Linked DNA regions of Homo sapiens: region 2 is linked to region 1. A link is a loop called in an ENCODE intact Hi-C map of the cell type or tissue named here. Cell type or tissue: prostate gland. All regions are shown on one strand. Links, peaks and the distances in the headings refer to the core of each region. The heading gives the core; the rest is flanking DNA.

The links. Peaks named below come from ENCODE experiments on the same cell type or tissue, not always from the same donor. Only the 100,000 strongest peaks of a DNase experiment are listed, where the experiment ranks them.
Region 2: it touches region 1 in a loop (2.9-fold over the local background); 25 of 110 quality-filtered maps call a loop at or near these places.

The regions. Positions count from the first base shown.
Region 1 is chr1:207,794,466-207,799,849 of GRCh38, reverse strand. It overlaps CD46 (CD46 molecule), which reads right to left. Exons shown (of 13, transcript NM_172351.3): 13 at 4,346-5,384. Among named protein-coding and RNA genes, the nearest start is that of MIR29C, 4.8 kb to the left of the region's middle. RefSeq lists enhancers at 456-585, 876-1,015, 1,126-1,225. In prostate gland, for the core only: a CTCF peak has its summit at 2,309 (motif pointing right); DNase peaks (open chromatin) are centred at 2,329 and 5,072; H3K27ac peaks cover 5,000 bases.
Region 2 is chr1:207,642,933-207,648,316 of GRCh38, reverse strand. It overlaps CR1L (complement C3b/C4b receptor 1 like), which reads right to left and starts at 3,184. Exons shown (of 12, transcript NM_175710.2): 1 at 2,987-3,184. The coding sequence starts at 3,083. It also overlaps the pseudogene CD46P1. RefSeq lists an enhancer at 3,075-3,154 and a silencer at 3,215-3,384. In prostate gland, for the core only: no CTCF peak of the experiment used is centred there; a DNase peak (open chromatin) is centred at 3,236; H3K4me3 peaks cover 1,223 bases.

The DNA of each region.
Region 1 (5,384 bases), core at 173-5,172:
ACTGTTTCTTCCAGAGACAGCATCTTGAATCGGGTTTATGAAGCCATGCTATCAACCTAGGTAGAAAATGCTTTGTAGGACATGGGTCCTGCTTATCTAAATTTTACCAGATTTTATTAGCTGTAAATTTATAAGCGGGTCTTGGTGAATAGATAATGAAAAAAATATTGAGTGGGGAGGCTTATTAGACTGACAGCACCTTCAAGACTCATGCAAGTTGGACTGGAAAATCCCACCTGTGGAAGTAAAACACTGATGAGTCCTTAATAAATATGGATGAGACAAGTCAAATATTTGGCCAATTTAGGTGAAACAGAAATAAGTCTAGAACTGGACAATTATTTGTGTAACATACTGGCCCAGACCTTCACTTTGAGAAGCTGGTGTGTAGTTTCAGGAGAGTACCTGGCAGACTAGTGTGTCCATACTTCGATGGAGCTTGAGAGTTTTCCTTGAACACAAAAGTTGTATTTTTGAGTTTATTCTAGTATGATGGTGCCCTACCCTATCTTCCTATTCAGTTCACCCAAAGAGCCTTTAAATTAGTGTTCCCTTGGTCCCATCCCTACAGTCTCTGGTTTTGCTGGTCTGGGAATGGGTCTGGACATCACTGTTGTTTTAAAGTTGAGAGCCTCTCTTCTGTGGTCTTGTTCCTAAAACGCTTTACTACTCACTGTGGTCTGAGGGCCCCCAGCACTGGTGTGTTAGTTTCCTGTGGCTGCCCTAAAAAATTACCACAAACATGGTGTCTTAAAACAACACACATTTGTACAGTTACAGATTCCAGAAGCCTGCAATCAGCTCACTGGACTGCAAGGGCCACCCGCCCTCTCAGAAGCGCCGGGAGAGAACAGGTTTTCTTGCCTTCTTCAGCTGCTAGAGCTGCGTTCTTTGGCTTGCACCCCCTTCCTCTGTCTTCCAAGCCAGCGGGGCAGTCTTTTGCTTCAGTGGCCATGTTGTCTTCTGGCACAGTCACATCTCCCCCTGCCTCCCTCTTAGAAGGACCCTTGTGGTTACATTTAGGGCCCCCACCTGGATAATCCAGGATAATCTCCCTATTTCAATTTTCTTAATCTCATCTGTAAAGACCCTTTTGCCATATAAAGTAACATTCACAGGTTCCAGGTATTAGGACTTGGATATCTTTAGAGGCCATCATACAGCCCACCACAAACAGCTCCTTAGGCACTCATTAGAAATGCAGAACCTCAGGCCCCAACCGATACCTTTTGAATCTTCTGATTCTAATTTAAGAAGATCACCATGTAACTCACTAGCACACTAAGACTTGAGAAGCACGATGCTATGGGAACCTAACCAAAGAATTCTCAAGTCCCAACTTAAATACAAATTTACAGAGTATTTTTCCTAGGAACGCTTTCAGGTGGAGGAGATTAATCAGACGATAGATAATTTTCCTGAACACCATTCTGAAGTGCTTCTCTAAGCATTTGTTCCTGAATTCTCTCTCAATGAAGCCACAAGCCCCAAACACCAGGATTACTGTTTACAGGGGTTCCTGTTTACAGTAGTTTAGCACAGGGTTTGCCACACTGCAGCATATTATTATAGTTTAGTTTTGTAAAAAGCTACATGAGAGAGGTAAATCTTATAAATGGAGGTGGAGTCTCCTAACACCAGTTTTACCACCTCTGTACAGGTTTCCCTGGGCTATGTACTATCGAATCAGGAATCAGGAAGGGCGGCTTTTTCAAATGTTATCTATACTTTTGGCAATTTGTTCAAACGTTCTGCTGGTATGTGAGAGGGAAGGAAAAATTGTTTATTGACCACAGATCCACAATATTATACTTCTCCTATACTTAAGCAATAAGGGACAGCATTTAAAACTCTTTTAAAAATGTTAATCTTGGCTGGGCACAGTGGCTCATGCCTGGATCCCCAGTAATTTGGAACACTGAGGCAGGCAGATTGCTTGAGGCCAGGAGTTCGAGACTAGCTTGGGCAACATGCGAGAGCCCGTCTCTACAAAAAAAAAAAAAAAATACAAAAATTATCCAGGCATGGTGGTGCACACCTGTAGTCCCAGCTGTTGGGGAAAGCTAAGTTGGGAGGATCCCTTGAACCCAGGAGGTTGAGGCTGCAGTAAGCTGTGATTGAGCCACTGAGCTCCAGCCTGGGTGACAGAGCGAGATCCTGTGTCAAAAAATAATTTTGATTTCACGGAAGGAGAAGAGGACTAGTCTTATACCATATCCCAAATGAAATTGAAAATGTCTTCTGGGAATCACAGCAATGACTCAAACTTCTGAATAGTGACTAGGTTTGAGCTGGTAAGGAAGGGATTGTCAAATGCCGTGACAGTCCACAGGAGGGCAGCAGTGCTCCGATTTACAAAGGATTAGTCATACTAGTGTAACCTTTTCTGAGTGAGCCTAGAAATTCTGATGAAAACAGTGTAGTCCAGGAAAAAAAAAAAAAAAATCTGTATGTACAATCACTCAATTTTGAATCATTTCTGGAAGTTATTAGACTCCATGTTAAATCCTACTTAAGTACAAGTATGCAAAATTTAAAAATATGCAGAAAAGCTCATTCTTGGTTAAAATGTTAGCTGAAAGACATTACTAAGTTTTAGAATACCATAGAGTTGACTATTTCCCACAAACCCTAAAATCTACTTGAACACCACAAATTCATATTCCTTCTAATCCCAAGTCCCTTCAGCATTCTTACAGATTTATTGTTAGTTACCTTACAAAGTAACTAACTGTCCCCATGTATTTTATCCCAATTTAAAAAATACATTACAGTCTCAAGGTCACATAAGATTTTCCAAAATGCTCTATTCATAGTCAATATAATTTTCAGGCCGGGTGCGGTGGCTCATGCCTGTAATCCCAGCACTTTGGGAGGCCAAGGTGGGCGGATCACCTGAGGTTGGGAGTTCGAGACCAGCCTGACCAACATGGAGAAACCCCGTCTCTACTAAAAATACAAAATTAGCCAGACGCGGTGGTGCATGCCTGTAATCCCAGCTACTCAGGAGGCTGAGTCAGGAGAATCGCTTGAACCCAGAAGGTGGAAGCTGTGGTGAGCCGAGATAGTGCCATTGCACTCCAGCCTGGGCAACAAGATCGAAACTCCATCTCAAAATATGTGTGTGTGTGTGTGTGTGTGTGTGTGTGTGTGTGTATATATATATATATATATATACACACACACACATATATATATAATTTTCACCTAGTGTTTTATTAAACAGAATGCTTCTGTATTTTTATGTTTATTTGAGACAATGCTTCTGTATTTCTAAACAACAGCTAGCCTTGTTCAGTTAGCCAAACAACAAAACCTTAATTCAAGTCTTCAATGAAATTTTCTGATTTAATAGGCTGAATTAAGAAAGCCATAATTTTCTTCTATAAATATAAGCCTTTAACTTCTATCTTTACAAGTTTATATAGAAAAATTTACTGTGGGGCTTGAGATTTACTAATGCATGGGTTTTCAACCTTAGCTGCACTTTGGAATCATTTAGGACGCTTGGAAATCCCTACACCCAAACCACATCCCAGATCAATTACACTAGAAATCTCTAGGGGTGGGACCCAGGTGTCTGTAAATATCCCCCGGTGATTGCAATGTGCAGCCATGGTTGAGAAACACTGAAGCCTGCTCTGAGAAATTTAGCAATCCGACTTAATTCAAATCTGCAGAGAGAGCAACAATGATTTTTGCAGAAACAACCAAATCCTACTAGTTACATAAATTTTATACTTTGTTAGGACTTGGGTTTTTATTTAGCTCTACATATGCGATCATAGGATGCAGAAGATATATCTTCTACTGGACACGTATATATAGATGCTTAAATGTGGCTATCCCAAGGTTAGGTAATAATAAAGACTATAAGAGCTGGGCAGAAATCAGGCACAGTTTCATGAAGGGTAATATCTGAGCTGGGCCTTGGAAGATGCATAGGATCTCAACAGGACAGTAGGTGTTTCAAGCAACAATGAACTAGGAATACAGCAGAAAGCACAGGGGAAATGGTCAGGCTTGACTGAGAGTAGGTTATTTGAAGAAGTGCAATAGAAAATGCTTGGGGAAGAAAGTTGGGATTTAATTGTAAAAGGTCTTCAAGTATCAGGCTAAGAAATGTGGACTTCATCCAGTAGGTAATGTGATGTCACTGGATATCTGTGCAGTATCTATGTGATGGGTTGGGAGTGGAGAAGCCTGGGGATACTTAAGGGTCTGAGCTAGGAGGGACAGGAGGAATGGCTGTGGGAGTGGAATGGTTAGAAGATGGGCCCAATTAGAAACATACTTCAATTTGAGACAAAACCCACTAGAAATAAACACATCATCATGAAACATCTCCAAATGTACAATTTTATTTTAACAGATTTCAAGAGTCCATTTTTTAAAAAATGAGCAATAAAGAACCTCTATCAGTGAGACTTCTCATTTTATAGCAAATACATTTTTGCAGCTTAAATTTTCTTGAATTCATATACGCTTCTGTCATTTAAACAAACTTCCAGAGAAAACTGGTCTCTATATATTTAAGTAACAAATTTGACAAAATACATATTTATACATATATAGATCTCTAATATAAATATTAAATTTGAAAAAATCAAATGTGAAGCAGAAACTGCTATACAAGTATATTGTATAATATTTATTTTATACATTAAAGTATTTGGTTGAATATACTTCAATTAGGTTTCTAAAAAACACCATTATCTGCTTCTTAGTAATTGCGACATTCTTGAAAAGCATGTGAAACGGGTATAAACTTCAACTCTGTGCTTAATTCAGAATTCCTGTTTGTTCTCCTCAAACTTTTATCTTCCTAAAGCATCTTGCCAGAGACTACAAAGGAAAGGAACATTTACAGAGCACTATAAACATGTCTTTGGACAGTAAAACAGTATTTATTCTTCTACACTCTTGATTTTCCAATCATATCTTCCTCAAGGCAATGTTTCTTTGGCCCAATTTGTGCAACTAAACATAAAATTTCAAAACACAACTTTTAACAGTGTGATATGAAATGCAGTGGCAGTCCCTGCTTTTCGCCTGCTGGCTTCTTTGAAAGAAACTGCTTGGCTAAGGGACTCAGTAGAGGGCTGAGATCTGCCTGAGTATAAAGTGCTACCTGAGCTATATTTACTTCTTCCATCCCTTGGTACAATCAACAGCAAATAGACAAAATGAAGTTACCTTCCTGAGATACATGGCTTACTTTGTACTCTGCCTTTTAGGAGATGAGGTAAGACATATACATAGATGGCTTTTACTAGCCAAGGCAATGTAAATGGACTAAGATTCTCATGTGACTTGAGGTTATCTGATGAATTTATTCTCTTCAAAACCACCTACTTTTAGAGGGCATGTTTAACCCCTCTCTT
Region 2 (5,384 bases), core at 161-5,160, 150 kb after region 1:
CATGTTGCACCCTATTCATTTTATAATTCTATGTTCCTCTATTTCAAATTGCTTTCATTATCTTCTTCAACTTCCAGGTTTTTTTTTTTTTTCTGTGTGTGTGTGTGTGTCTGTGTGTGTGTGTGTGTGTGTGTGTGTGTGTTTGAGACCGGGTCTCACTCTGTCACCCAAGCTGGAGTGCAGTGGTATGATTAGGGCTCACTGCAGCCTTGACCATGGGGGCTCCAGTGATCCTCCCCCTTCACGCCCTTCAGCCTCCCAAGTAGCTGGGACCACAGGCATGCAACATCACACCTGGCTAATTTTTTGTTTTTAATATTCTGTAGAGGTGGGCTCTCCTTATGATGCCCAGGCTGTATGTACTTCTAGTACTAAGCCTATTCTAAACATTAATCTTTAAAAAGAAAAAAAAGTCCTTTCGTTTTCTTCTTAACACCACTGCTCCCTAATCCCATCACCCTCCTTCAAAATGAACGTTTTAATGATCAGTGAGATGCAAGACTGAAGTACTGGAAGCCCTGCAGAGTCAACATAAACAGGGGAGACAGATCCTTTCTGGCCCTCAGCTGCTGCTGCCCTAGCTTTTTAGGTACAACAGAAAGACCATCCTGAGCATAGCTCTTTAAAGAACCTTCCTCTTGGAGGCAGGAGGGACTTTTTCCTAGGCTCTAAGCCCCAGCCAAATAGTATATTTAATTTTCTGATATTTAACAGATGTCTATATGGATACTGAGTTAGGGTTCATACAGAAGCAAACAAATGGGGCTTTTGGAACCACAAATGGGGGAAGACAGAAGATTCCTGCATTCTGATGGGGAGAGACAGAGAACAGAAAAGATCACTTTAAAAGGGTGATTACAAGAGGTACTTGAACTGGGTTGTATGTGTTCAACCTGAGTTGGGGGGTTCCAAGAAGGTCTCTGAAGCGGTAACATTCCAGCTGAGCTTGCAGAAGAAACAGCCCATTTATGCAGCAGGTCATGGGGAGAACGTTCCAGGACTGAGGGAACAGAAAGCACAGATGCCCCAAAGTGGCAGAGTTTTGTCTGTTTGATGAGAAGCAAAGCCTTCCCTCCCCCCAGTCATTTGTTAAATGCTGTCAGAAAATTATACTCCTTTCCTCCAGAACACTTCCCTGGTTAATATATTTGTTACTATTATGTTTTGGTTAATGTCTGCCACTCCCAATACATTTTAGCAAACATCTGTTGATTGCCTACTGTGTTCCCGGCATTAAGCACTTAACAATGAGCAAAAAAAGTCCCTGCTTATCTTCCTGCATGTACGTGTGTGTAAACAAATAGTAAAAAAAGGATAAAGAAAATAGGAATTGTCTGTTATTACCTACTAGTGTAACAGCACCAGACATACAAGACCCATATTTGTTGAATGAATGTTCCTAAGAGAAGAAATGCAACGTACAATCTGTACATGGAATAAGATCCTAAATATAATTTGGACATAGATACACATGAAACACAATAAAGTCAGAAGGAAATATAACAAAATATTAAAAACAGTTGTCCTTTTATTTTGTTCATTTTGCACAATAAGCCTGTATTTAAGCATGTATTTTTTGGCTTTTTTTTTTTTTTTTTTTTTTTTTGAGACAGGGTCTCACACTGTCATCCAGGCTGGAGTGCAGTGGCATGATCACAGCTCACTGCAGTCTTCTCCTCCTGGGCTCAAGCGATCCTCCCACCTCAGCCTCTGGAGTAGTTGGGACCACGGGCATACACCACCATGCCCATCTAATTTTTTTATTTTTTGTAGACATGGGGTTTTGACATGTTGTCCAGGCTGATCTTGAACTCCTGGGCTTAAGCAATCACCCAACTTGGGCCTCCCAAAGTGCTGGGATCACAGGTGTGAGCAACTGGGCCTGGCCTAGCATGCATTTTTAAAAATATTGATTCCATTCAATGAAATACAAAACAGTGGGATAGGCCTTAAGCTTCAGTTTATGAGCTGTAGGGGAAAACAAGATTAACATTATCTGCCTTCCTTTGTTAGGATACTAATTTCTCACTAGGTTTGGCTACCAGTGTTTTTTAGGTTGCTTCACATCTCTCAAATATGACTCAAACTAATGAAAAGAAGGAAAACAATGTCAAAAAGCCACTAGGCAATGGAATCAGATACTGTCTATATTGGTTGGGAACAGGAAGATGACTCGATGGCCCACCCACCCCCCAAAAAAGCAGCCACTTAAAATTCAAGACCAATACGATCTCAGGCAACACGGACACTGTTCACAGAAGGCACTAAAAGCATGGTGCGCCCTTACCACCTCTCTAACCCCAGGCACTGAGAGCCTGCTCTCACTCAACATGCCCTCCCTAGCCGCAGAGTCCGCGCTCGCTCCACTCAAAGCAAACAGTGAGCTGTCTTGCCCACAGTGAACTCCGCACACAGGCCACTTGCGCACAGCACGCTCCCAGCAACACCTGGCCAGGCCCCTGCTCGCCCAGCCCAGCCCAGGCCAGCCCAGCCCATGGGGCACAGCAGACGCACTGCAACCCTTACCGCGGGTACTGTCCAAGCCCTAATGAACACCCTACTCACCAAGGCACCAAGGGAACACAGGGCAAACTCTCACCACGGGCACAGCACGGGCTCTAGCAACAATCCCACGCACCTGTGCACTCCAGAGCAAGCCCTCACCTGGGGCGCCCAGTAAGCCCTCCCCTTGCTGACTGGGCTCAATCCCGAAAACACGATTCACGCTTCTTTTGGGAACGCAGCCAGATCCTGCGTAAATGTCGGCCGCGCACACGATGCCACCAAACAAGCTTCTGCGTGGTTCCCGCATCCCCCGCCACATACCCCCGGGATCTGAGCACGGCACCCCTCGGAGAACCCTGGCCTCGCTCTCTATCCCAAGCAGGCACGACGTGCAGTGAGCTTCGCCCCGCGCCTCCTGCCCGACTGACTGAGCAGAGCTCTAGCCTCGCCGCGGACGCGCGAATCCACCCCGGGGTCCTACCGGAGAAGGAGGACAGCAGCAACACCAGGGCCGCCAGAAGCAACCCAGGAAAGCGCCGGGAAGGAAAGGGACGCTCGAGACGGACGGGAGGCGCCATGAGCGGCGCGGGAGACCCCGTGATTTATCCGGAGGTGAGCAGAGAAACCGAAAGCCAGCCGAGCAGGGAAGTCCCTTCTGAGTCCGGTTAGTGGACACAACAATCCCCAAACTCACAGTTTCCAGGGCCGCATGACAGGTGGGCGTGGCCTGGGCGCGTAGTGTGAAATTGAGTCTTAGCGCCGGGGCGGCTGGGGCCAATCGGCGGGCCGCGGGGCGGGGCCTCGGCGCGCAGGGGCAGCCCGTTGGCCTTCGAGGAGACAGGGCGTGTCCAGAGCCCTGGCAGGGGGTTATCGTGGGCTAGCACCCCTCAGGGTTAGTTTTATCCTGGGGCACTGCAGGCTGTCAGGACTGCCTGGGCCCTTACTTGGTATTTGGCATTAGTCAGGCATTATTGGGAACAATATTTGAGTTTTTCTTGCTTGAATGCCTGCTACTGAATCGTCTCGGCGCCGTCTTCTTTTCACAGTCTCAAAGGTTTGGCTTCTGCACTCCCAGCCCCTAAGATAATTTGCCCTTTGCTCCCCTCCCTGGAGAGGACCCGTCAGAATCTAAATTATTAAGCAACACCAGGCCGTTAGCATATTGAGACTCTATGGGACCCTTGCCCTTGAGCAACTAAATGTTTTATTGAAGACGAAATATACATGCATGAACAATGTAAGGACAAGGGTGTCCTAAGTGCCAAATTCCTGGAAGCAATAAATGCAGGAGGATTGGGATGGGTAGAAATTGTTAGGCGAAGTGGATAAGGGGGAGAACTTTTCTGGTGAAACAATCTCAGGAACAATGTTGGAAAATTAAGAATGAGCAGGATTGATTTGTAGGGTTCTGAGTAAGCCAGTATGACTGGTAAAAGGGGGAAAAAAAAAGGGAACATGACTGGCATTAAAAGAGCAAACAAAAAAAGTTGACATCTCTTCCCCTCAGATTGGCAAAGAATTAAAACGTCAGCCAATGTGAGTGAACATGTTGCAGGGGGACCAGCACTCTGTTTGTAACATAACTTTTCAGAATGTTAAAAGTCTTAAAGTGGAAATGACTTGTGTTAGGCTCTCAGTTCCCAGAGAAATCATCAGAGCTGTGATCAAAGATTTATAATTTTTGTAAAAAATGTAAACCCTAAGTGTCTAGCAAAAGTAATAAGGAGGCAGTTACCTTTGTGTGATGGAATTCTATGCAGCAAGTATTGCAAAAGAATACCAAATGTGAGAAACTATGATATCATTGTAAGTGGAAAAAGCAGAGTCCAAATTGGCATGTGCATTTTGGCAGTCCTTTTATTAAAACAAAAATGCTATATATATATATATATATATACATACACTAATTTGGAACACAACAAAATTAACAATGGTTAAGATTATAGATATTTCACTTTCCTTGTGCTTTTCAGTTTTCTTTTTCTATGTTGACCCTATGTTACATTTAGAATAAGGTAAAGAAAATGTATTTTAAAAATCAAATCTATGTATCAATTGTTGTTTTGTTCATAGAATTATGGGAGTAGAACTTGTATTACACAGGGTTTGTATGAGAGGATAGTGAGGAATTAGATGCTTAGTGTATAAACCTAAAATGGGTCTTATGGAATTATAGAGTTTAAATGTATTTAATACAGTTCTATAACTGAGATGTACTGAAGACTTTCTGGGTTCACCAAACCACGGAATTTCCTCTTCCCAAACATTTTCAAATTTTTGGCATAGAATACAAGACATTGAGTCTGGTGGTATATCAAATAAACATCTTAGTATCTTGGATTATAAAATTCAGACACTCTATGACAGTAATTAAAGGAGGTATAATTAAGGGGATAGTAAATAGGAAACTCAATGAGGAGAAATTATTATTCCTGTTAATGTATGGTGTGAAAGAGCAATATGACAGACATGTTCTGTGGCTCAATGCCAGCACTTATTTGTGAAAGCAGATAGTCTATTTATTTTTCTCCACATCAATAGATATTAAAAATTCTCCATTTATTTTCAGGCTTGGAAGAAAGATACCTTTTTCTCATGAGAAAAATTATTATAAAGAATAGAAGAAAAAATATGGCTAGTGTTTGATTTCCTAGTTTCAGGTGTCAGATTAGATTCAAAGATCGGTATTTTATTGAAACTTTCTTTCAATCAGTAAAATTTCCATCCCTGGGGTTAATCAAGCCATTCTTAATATACTCGAAGACTTTCACATTAAATTTATAAAACTAATTTTTATTTGAGTTAACTGAAGCTTCATTTGAATGGTTCTGAGCCTTGTTTCCTATTTTTTGGGATAAGTTCCATAAGTCAGGGTTAGA